Linked DNA regions of Homo sapiens: region 1 is linked to region 2. Evidence: read pairs that join two places in POLR2A ChIA-PET (ENCODE). Cell type or tissue: HepG2. All regions are shown on one strand. Each heading gives the region's core, and the rest is flanking DNA. Links, peaks and the distances in the headings are about the cores only.

Region 1 (5,387 bases), core at 282-5,281, 95 kb after region 2:
TATTCAAAATAAATATTATAGACCCTTTTCCTAAGTAGGATTTTGTGGTTTACTGATTGGGTAATTTGATCATTAAAATTATGTGAAATCTGCCCGGGCACACCTCATGCCTGTAATCCCAGCACTCTGGGAGGCCAAGGCAGATGATCACCTGAGGTCAGGAGTTCTAGACCAGCCTGGCTAACATGGTGAAACCCTGTATCTGCTAAAAATACAAAAATTAGCCAGGCGTGGTGGCGGGCTCCTGTAATCCCAGCTACTTTGGAGGCGAGGCACGAGAATCGCTTGAACCTGGGAGGCGGAGTTTGCAGTGAGCCGAGATCACGCCATTGCACTCCAGCCTGGGCGACAGAGCGAGACTGCGTCTCAAAAAAAAAAAAAAAAGAAAAATTATGTGAAATCATGTGATTTGCCTGGGAAAACTTGTTTAGATATTGAGCTACTTATGCCTTCTAGCCTTTATATTAATTGTATGTAATGTTATTAAATATATATATAGTTCATCTTTACATTTGGAAATGCCCAACATTTTTTTCATATAAGTCCTTAAACAAGCGTTCATTTTATTTTAAATCTATACAGTGAACTGGCCAAGATATTTTAAGAGGGAACTTTAATATCCCATTTATTGTTTTTATAACCCTGGACTTATAAAAATGGGTTGTTTGAAGGGTTATTTTGAAAGTGGGGGAAAAAAAAACTTAGTTGCTAATGTATCTAAACTTCAGCAGAGCTTTTTGGTGATCTCCTACCTGCACCCTCAACTCTTGACAAAGAAGCAAGACTATAGATTCATTTTCTGAAGGGGATCATGTATGGAATTTTTTGATGAGTTTTTACTTTTACCTCTCTACTCTTGATTTTCTATTATTGAATACTCTTTTAAAACACTGATTTTTAAGGCTTTATATATGTTTTCCAGGCTGATGTTCACATCTTTTTTTCATGAACTATCAGAATATAGTGAACACTTTTCAAATATTTAAGGACTTAATGTTTAAAAAGCCATAAAATAGAGAGTGGTAATACTACCAAATAATTACTTAAAACTGAAAGCTAAGTTATCAATAGTTTATATAAGAGATGTTTTCTGAGGAGATGTGCATCCAGTGAGACCAAGGTAGAAAGTTTATATAATTGTTTTTTTTCCAGTAAATATGAAAAAAAAAGCTGTAGCTTGTTTATTACATGTCCAAAATACAGTGGAGCCTTACTTTAACACAATGTACTGTAACTTGGAATTTGTTCTGTTATGAGTCTATCTTGAATTCCCATCCATGAAACTGTAGTCACCAAAAGCAACAAGTATTTTCACATGATGTAAAAGACCATACTATGATGGCCATTGCTAGAAATTGAATCACAAATAATAGCTAATAATTTTTCATTTTTCAAAAAAGATCATTTGGATAGCAGCTATGTATAAAATGGAAAATAAAAAATTATTCTATTTTGCATGAATAGTTCAGACTTTCCCATACCACAGCCAAGCAGTAACTAAAATTAGGATCTTAATTTTCAATGATAAAAGGTCTAAGGTTCATTTAATTATGCTCCTTTAACACTGTCTTTCTAGATTTTTCACCCAGTATTTTCAAAATTTGGGAATGTAAACAATTGATATATTTATTGTATGTTGGCTAGCAGTTCATCCTTCTGCAAAATATGCATTCAGAGAAATGTGAAGCTTGTTTTAATGAAGACTTAAACCATTTGTGTCATTTGTGTTTTCATATTCAAATACACCAAATTAAAATTCTGAACCTATATTTTTCATCATTAACTTCCTAATATACCAGAACATATACCTTTTTCATGTAAAGTTGGCAATGGGATATGGCAGTTTTATTTTTGAAAAATATGTAACATGACTTTAATATTTTTATAGTTTTCAGAATTAGAAACATAGGAAGGGAAAATGTTTTAATTAGATAAGTCAACTTTTTATGTGTCTGTAGTGGTGTACTATAATAGCAAATTATAAAGCATTATTAAATGTTTATAATAATTTTTAATATTACCTACATTATGAATTTAACTAAAATAAAGTGTGAGTTGTATATTTTTTAATTGGGTTGTTTCAATAGCTGGAAGCATCCTGAAGCATTATATTGATTTTTGAACTATTTGAACTCAAACTGAGTATGATTTGAAAATAAATTAATAATTTAAAAACATCCAAATCATAAAGCTATTTATGCATTCATTCATTCCACAAAGATTTATTGAATGCCTGCTATGTGTTAGGCACTGTGCTACAGATGGACACAGATGAAAAATAACTCCTATACCCAAGGAATATACGATATATTTGGGGGGAAAGGGAGGAATCTGTATGTGAATAAGAGCAATAAAAGGCTGCATCTGTTGGCTGGGCGCAGTGGCTCACACCTGTAATTCCAGCACTTTAGGAGGCCGAGGCGGGCAGATCACTTGAGGCCAGAAGTTCGAGACCAGCCTGGCCAACATGGTGAAACCCAGTCTCTACTAAAAATACAAAAATTATTCGGGCATGGTGGTACATGCCTGTAATCCCAGCTACTTGGGAGGCTGAGGGATAAGAATCACTTGAACCTGGGAGGTGGAGGTTGCAGTGAGCCGAGATCACACCACTGCACTCCAGCATGGGTGACAGAGCCAGACTCTGTCCCCCAAAAAAAGAAAAAAGGCCGGGCACAGTGGCTCATGCCTGTAATCCCAGCACTTTGGGAGGCCGAGGTGGGCAGACCACGAGGTCGGGAGATTGAGACCATCCTGGCCAACATGGTGAAACCCTGTCTCTACTAAAAATACAAAAATTAGCTGGGCGTGGTGGCATGTGCCTGTAGTCCCAGCTACTCAGGAGGCTGAGGCAGGAGAATCGCTTGAACCAGGGAGTTGGAGGTTGCAGTGAGCCAAGATCATGCCACTGCACTCCAGCCTGGTGACAGAGCAAGACTCCGTTTCAAAAAAAAAAAAAAAGCTGTATCTGTTGATAGAAGTAATGAAAAGGACTGGGGCATGTGGAAGGAAGTGGGACTGAGTAGCAGGTTAAGGATAAGAAAAACTTCCCTGAAGAAATTAGCTTTAGACTAGGGTCAGATGACAAGGTGTGGTAGGCATTCTGGGCAGAAACCCTTGTTTGCCTGGTTTGTAAATATGCCCCTATTGAATGATGGAGTAGTTAATATGTAAACTTTAGAAGTTCAAGGAAAACATCTTCAAAAGCTTATTCTTATAGAAAGGAATGGCTTCTGTTGAGATAAGCGTAGGTTAAGTTTGGAAAAGTCATAAAAAGATGAAAGCTTGCTAATTTCCTCTAAATATATCAGGATATGGTCATATGTAGTTCCGCTACCAGAGAAGTCAACAAAAGCTTTAACATGTTTCCTCAGCAATGACTAAATGTGTAAAATGTCATGCAAGATTTTGATGTGTCTGCTGGTCCATTATTTTAAGGTTCATGTTTTACAATGAACATTACTTATTTTGATTATTTTCCCTCTTTCTTTGCTCACTGTTGATTCTTGCATTCTATTCAAGTTTTTTTTTTTTGTTTTTTTTTTTTTTGAGACAGGGATCTCACTCTGTTTCTTAGGCTGGTGTACTGTGGCATGATCATGGCTCACTGCAGCCTCAACCTCCCAGGCTTAAGCCATCCTCCCACCTCAGCCTCTCAAGTAGCTGGGACTACAGACATGCACCACCACACCTGGCTAACTTTTATTTTTGTAGAGACAGGATCTCGCTATGTTGCCCAGGCTGGTCTTGAACTCTTGGACTCAAGTGATCCTCTCACCACAGCCTCCCAAAGTGCTGGGATTACAGGCATGAGACACAGTACCTAGCCTCCTTAGTAATTCTTTACCAAAGGTCTTTAGTGACAGTAAATTTTCTAGATCCCATTTGTCTGAAATGTCTTTATTTTGCACTCAACCTTTGTTTTTTGTTTTTGTTTTTGTTTTTTATAGAGATCAGTTTTCATTATGTTGCCCAGATTGGAGTGCAGTGGTTATTCACAGGTGTGATCATCGCATACTACTGCCTAGAACTCCTGAACTAAACAATCCTCCTGCTCCAGCCTCCCAAGTTGCTGAGACTACAGGCACATGCCACCACACCCAGCTTAGTTTGCACTCAATCTTAAATGATCATTTGACATTACAGAATTCTAAAAGCCCCCAAATACAATATTGAAAACCAGATACAACCCAAATGTCTATCAACAGCTGAATGGATAAATCCATTGTTATATAGTCATACAATGAAATACTCAGCAATAAAAAAGAATCAACTACTGGTATACACAATAACATGGATGAATTACAGAAACACTATGCTGAGTGAAAGAAGCTAGACATGAGTACATACTGTATTATTTCTTTTTTCTTTTTTTTTTTTTTAAGACGTGGTCTCGCTCTGTCACCCAGGCTGGAGTGCAGTGGCATGATCATGGCTCACTGCAGCCTCAACCTCCCAGGCTCAAGTGATCCTCCCACCTCAGCCTCCCAAGTAGCTGGGACTACTGGCGCATGCCACCATGCCTGGCTAATTTTTATATATTTTGTAGAGATGGGGTTTTGTTATGTTGCCCAGGCTGGTCTCAAACTCCTGGGCTCAAGTGATCCTGCCTCCTCAACCTCCCAAAGTGCTGGGATTACAGGTATGAGCCTCTGTACCTGGCCTGTATTATTTATTTTACTTGAAATTTTAGGAGAGATGAAGTTAATCTATAACTACTGGTTATCTATTGTTGTATCTGGATGACTTTGAGGCATCCAGATGCAGCAATGGATAAGTCAAGACTGCAGTCTCACCTGAAGGCTGGACTGAGGGTCTGTTTCCAAGCTCACTCGTGTAGTTGTTGGCAGGACTCAGTGCCTCACACGTTGTCAGACTGAGTTCCTTAATTCTTCACTGGGTGTAGGCCAGAGGCCTCCTTCACTCAGTTCCTTGCCACAGTGTTCTCTTCAAAGGACAGCTTATAACGTACAGCTAGGTTCCTACAGAGTGAATGATTGAGAGAGAGCAAGATAGAAGCCAGCCTTTTGTTAACCTAATCCTGAAAGTGACATCCATCATTTTTGTCATACTCGTTTCATTAGAACTCACTAAGTCCAGCCCACATTCAAAGGTTTGAAGACCAGAAAATGGGATCACTGGACATCTTACAGGTCAAACTTAATTTTAATAGTAATGTTTTACATGTAACAATGCAGAATGACCATGAATAGTATGCATTTTTAGAAGGCTCATGCACTAAAACTCTCATCTTTTGGTTAATGCCTAAAATTCCAGGGAGCTTTGACCTTTCAGTTTAAGGATTTAATTAGTAAAATATAGATTATTTAAGGTAAATTTCCTTTTGGGCCTGAGTAATAGTACTGGTTACCGTTAAAAAATGTGGG
Region 2 (5,387 bases), core at 251-5,250:
CACAAAGAACTTAGAACTACCATTTGACCCAGCAGTCCCAATAAATCATCCAGAATGATTTATTTCTCAAAAGAAAATAAGTCATTGTACCAAAAAGACACATGCACACATATGTTCACTGCAGCACTATTTATAATAGCAAAGACATGGAATCAACCTAGATGCCCATCAACAGTAGACTGGATAAAGAAGAAAATGTGAGATTATATATATATATATATATATATATATATATATATATCATGGAATACTATGAAGCCATAAAAAAGAACAAAATTATGTCCTCGGCAGCAACATGAATGCAGCTGGAGGCCAATATCTTAAGAAAATTAAAAAGCAAAAGAAAACCAAAACCACATGTTCTCATTTATAAGTGGGAGCTAAACATTGGGTACTCATGGACCTAAAGATGGCATAATAATAATAGACACTGAGGACTACTAGAGGGGGCAGGGAGGGAAGGGGGAAAGGGTTGAAAAACTAACTATTGGATACTATGCTCACCACCTGGGTGATGTGACCAATGATACCCTAAGCCTCAGCATCACACAATACACCCATGTAATAAACCTGCACATATACTTTTTAAATGTAAAATAAAAGTTGAAATTATTTAAACAATAAGGTATTTGCTGAATTAATAAGTGAAGTATGGTGCAATTTTTATAAAATTTAAAACGTAAAATACTAAATACTATAGATACATGTGTATATAGTAAAAAAAAAAATATTGTGACATGCATGAGGATTATCAACACCAACTTCAGGAAGTGATTGTCTGTTCCTAGGCAGGGAAAGAAGGGGATGAGATCAGAGAGAGCTACAAAGGAGGCTCAACTGTATCTGTAATATTTAAATTTCTTAAAAATATGTGACACAAACATGGCAATACGTTAAGAATTGACAAAAAAAAGTGGTGGGCACACAGATATTTTTAAGATTATTCTCTATATTTTTATATGCTTGAAATGGTTCCTTTAAAAATATTATATCCCTGCTGGGCACTGTGGCTCATGCCTGTAATGCCAGCACTTTGAGAGAATCGCCTGAGCCCAGGAGTTTGAGATCAACCTGGGCAACATGGCAAGACACCATCTCTACAAATATTTTACAATATATTAAATAAATAGAAATAAAAATTAAAATATTCTACCCAGAGCAAATATCTTACACCACCAGCCACCACCCCTGCCAACATCACCATCAAGCAGAAGCTGCCTTCATTCCCATGAATATTCACAGCCATATGTGCACAACTCTTCTGAATGACAACTTACTTCACTTCTCCCAGCTCCCTACTGGACTGCAAGATCTCTGATATTGAATTTTACTCATCTTTGCATCCCTCACATGATCTTTCATGGTATCTTGCTATAAAATGTATTTTCATTAAATACTGAATTGGGTAGAACAAAAATGTTAATTTGGGAAAGAGCAGACAGAACGGGCTACGTAATCTGTGGGGCCCAGTGCAAAATGAAAATGTGGTCACCTTGTTAAAAAAATTAGACTTTCAAGAAGGCAGTAACAGAGCATTAAATCAAATGCAGAGCCCTATGAGTGTAGAATCCTGTGCAACTAAACAGGCCACATACCCTTGAAGCCGGCTGACAACAGGCTTTGAATTCACAATTCACAAAGTATCTGAATGATTTATAAGGATGGAATGTAGGGAGGCCGCTAGCTATGCATCCAAATCCATTCTTTTCTTTTTCTACAGTAACAGAGTAATAAGTTGGTGGGTGGTCGCCCAGGTAAGAGCTACATTTCTCAAGCTCATAGTAAGGTGTGGCCTTGTCACTAAGTTTTCTCCAGCAGAACAGAGTAGAAAGGATGTGTCCAAAGTCCAAGAAGCATTGCCCCTCCACGCTGTCTTCCCCGACTCTGCCATATGACATGTGGATTTATGGTAACCCAGTTTCGACCATGGAAACAGCCTCAAGGACTCAGGATAGCAGAGCCACAAGATGGAAGGACTCTGGGTCCCTGAGCGTTTGTGTGGAGCAGGACTGCAGCACAGTCCCCTTAGACCACTAGGTGGCCCAAGTTAGTGAGGGTCTCTGGCTACAGCAGCTGAGCTTGGGTAACTTAAGTGATAGGATGAAAATACTATTTTTTATTCATACAACAGCCAGATATATGACCTTCCAGACTAAGCCAATGCTGTAACAGGCCTGCAGGCCCCTGTGCACTGGCGGCAGCAGTGGGCCCTGGGTCAGCTCTGAGGAAGGAGCTTAGTTTAGAGGAGGAAGGAGCTTAGTTTAGAGGGGGAAGGGAACTCAGCTCAGGTGGGACAGACAGCTCTCTCCAGAGAACTCAAGCAGCTGCACAGGATGTTAAAGTTCCTTGACAGAGCAAGCTTGGAAGTCCCACACTGAAAATATCTTACGGTACAGTCCATTAAAGATGTCCCCAGAGTGCCCAGAATCCTTCCTGCCAGCCTGGGATGGGCTCCTCACCAACCATTCAGATCTCTGTCTCTAGGAGAATCAGTAAGCAGGATCACTGGAGCTGAAAAGCAGCTGGGCTGTGGCAGATGGATCAGGGAAAGAGACTATTTACACAGCAGGATTGAGACAACACAGAGTCATCTAGTTCCCACCAAGGCTCCAAACAGCTCCCAAGCCATGTTAAGCCCCAAATCCAACCAGCTACTCACTGGATAACATCCAGGGATCAAGGATCAGAAGTTATATAACAAGCACATATCCCACAATGCACGCACATGCACGTGCACATGCACACACACACACACACACACACACACATCTTTCTTTGGCAACAGGCCTTGGCTTTCATAACCACATTCTACTTGGATTTGCTTGGGAATTTTAACAGCTACAATTAATGAATGTCTATGCCTCATATTCCTATTTCCCTGAAAACTGGGCCAGCTAACTGAAGAGGCTTAGGCAGAGGGAAACTAGGATATCTGACCTTGGACCTTGCAAAACCAAAGACGGATAGGAAGGAATCTGGAATTTGCCAAAGGATGCAGCTGAGAAAGTATTTTCAATATTTAGCATTTTCAACATATTTAACATGTTTTCCAAGAAACAGCCAGGCTACTCACTAAAGCCCATAAAAAAGCCAAGGTTTAGGGAACTTGCCTGAGGTCAGAGGGAAACTGAATGCCAGAGCCAGGACCAGGCTCAAGTCTTAACGGCCCCAGTCCTGCTCCAGCCCGCATACATACCTCTCTCCCTTTTAATTAAAAAGAACAGCAGAGGAGCAGACAGGTATCAAGCAAAGGCCAAATGGCATGTACTGCGTATACATGTCAGACTCTCTTCTCAAAAACACAGTGCAGTTGCAGGACCTAAAACACTAGTGAGAAACAAATCTTGGGACTGTAACAGCAAGGTAGGATGGAGAAGGGGGTTGAAACAATGCTGAAGCCATATGCAGAGAGCCCAGGAGTGGTTCCCACCTGGAGGCAGGCACCCGCAGGGCTGTGCATACACAGCCAAGCAGAGAGCAGCGGGGCCAGGACGGAGGTGGGGAGCCAGGACAACTTGCCTTCACGATACTCCCTGATGGCATGGTTCCATGGAAATCTGATGAATAGACATCCTTTCATTCAACCTTTTGATGAAGTGGAAAAAAATGGCAAATACAGGCCAAGCTGAAAATAATAAAACAAAAGGATGTAAGAAAGCTAAAGAAACATGCATGGTGAGCCATTTGGAATAAACACTCTGCTGCTGACACACCCTGGGATTCTGGAAAAAGACAGTTAACACAGGGAGGCGGACACAAGCTTCTTGTCAGGCTAAGGTTAAAAGGTCTGCCAAGGTAACAGAAGCTGGCTGTTTAGGGAAACTGCATCTTCTATCAGAGGCCTCTGCAAAAAGAAAGAACTTCAGGAGTGTTAATAAAGTTTCAAACGTGCAAACTCATGGGCGCACCATTTCGTGATCTGAGTTTATTTTGGGAGAGCAAGAGATGAAAAAGGGGCTACATATGGTTGACCAGAGCAGAGGGAGGGGTGCTGGCCTGTTTTTAAGCCATGAAAGCCTTGGTTAATAGCAGAGAGAGGAGACTGGGGAGAATCTTATCAAGGAGTTCCTGCCTACCATGCCCACATGCCCACCCTTCCATAGGTATCTATTGCCATGAACACTCACCAGCACCCACAACTTCCCTCTGGTTGACAGCCCAAAACAAGGCCTTCATTATAAAGCCTCATGGCAGAGCCTGCCAAGCCTCCCAAGAGCTGGTGGGAGCATACCAGCTATACCTTTCCCAAACTCTTCCCCATTCTTGGCCCAGTTTTTGTCTGACCCCTGACCCTCACTGATGGTGTTGTTTGTGGCCCCTACTCTAATTCCTACCTTTAAGACTTGGTATGGTTTTTACTTGATCTTAGGAGCACTGACCCTTAGTACGCCGACAAATGCCCACTCAGACCTCCTTTCTCCTTCAAAGTCCTGGGGTGAGGTACATGTCTTAGTTTCAGGCCCTGGGTTCCCTCACTCCCAGTGGTAGCCCACCCATCTGCCACCCCCACCAGTCCAACCCCAGCCTCAGGTGGGTGGTTTTGCAGAGTTAGAACAGGGACATACTGTGGTGGTACCTCTATTTGTAATTTGTTCCGTATGTTATACCTAACTTAATCTTTAGTTAAATGTACACAGCTAATCTCATATCTTGGGTTTATTTCTTTTATTAATTTTATTGTCCTTTAGCGACCAGAATTTAAAACCACCAATATTCAGGTTTTGTTAAGAAGACATACCAACCCAAATAGACTCAAAGCTCTGGTATCTCTAACTGAAGATCTTTGTTAGCTCTCACCTGTTTCTGAGCCCCTACTATGGGTCGAGAAGCATAGAGTGCACTGAGAAACCAAGGACAAGACACAATTCCCAATCTTGCAGGGCTCAATGTCCCATGGGGAGAAAGGCAAATATCCAGTGTTATGATTCAGGGTGAGTTTCACTAAGAGGGAGGAAGTGGAGGCATGCCTGATCCAAAGGAGATGATGACTAAACTCACTGTTAAGAAGACTAACAGAATAACAAGGGGGAAGAGTAAGGAGAGGAGGGGAATGGTAGAGAGAGTACTCTAAGAATGGGAGCAGCATGGGAGTGATAGAGAGACCCTGGCAAGTTCTCTGAGATGCATCAGTATGGCTAGAAGTGGGGAGATGTGTGTTTGGTAGGTGCTTCCAGGGAAGATAGAAACCAGTCAAGCTATGTGCTGGTGCACCTTGTACTCCAAGCTAAGCCATTTGGATTTTAGCTTGTGGTGTACTTTGACTCTTACACTTTCATGAACATAAAATCACAAGGAGAGCTTGTTTTAACTGTAGGCTCCTGAACCCTGCATGCAGAAATTCAGATTCAATGGCCAGAGAGTGGACCCAGGAGTCTGCAGGTTGATAA

Evidence for each region. ChIA-PET counts read pairs that join two places held together with the same protein. Peaks named below come from ENCODE experiments on the same cell type or tissue, not always from the same donor. Only the 100,000 strongest peaks of a DNase experiment are listed, where the experiment ranks them.
Region 1: POLR2A ChIA-PET joins it to region 2 with 6 read pairs; 4 of 35 experiments call an interaction of 5 or more read pairs at or near these places.

What each region holds. Positions count from the first base shown.
Region 1 is chr1:93,881,995-93,887,381 of GRCh38, reverse strand. GCLM (glutamate-cysteine ligase modifier subunit) reads left to right here. Exons shown (of 7, transcript NM_002061.4): 7 at 1-2,183. Among named protein-coding and RNA genes, the nearest start is that of DNTTIP2, 5.5 kb to the right of the region's middle. In HepG2, for the core only: no CTCF peak of the experiment used is centred there; no DNase peak of the experiment used is centred there.
Region 2 is chr1:93,977,311-93,982,697 of GRCh38, reverse strand. No RefSeq gene overlaps it. Among named protein-coding and RNA genes, the nearest start is that of GCLM, 71 kb to the right of the region's middle. RefSeq lists an enhancer at 2,451-2,745. In HepG2, for the core only: a CTCF peak has its summit at 2,031 (motif pointing right); DNase peaks (open chromatin) are centred at 2,037 and 2,567; H3K4me3 peaks cover 938 bases.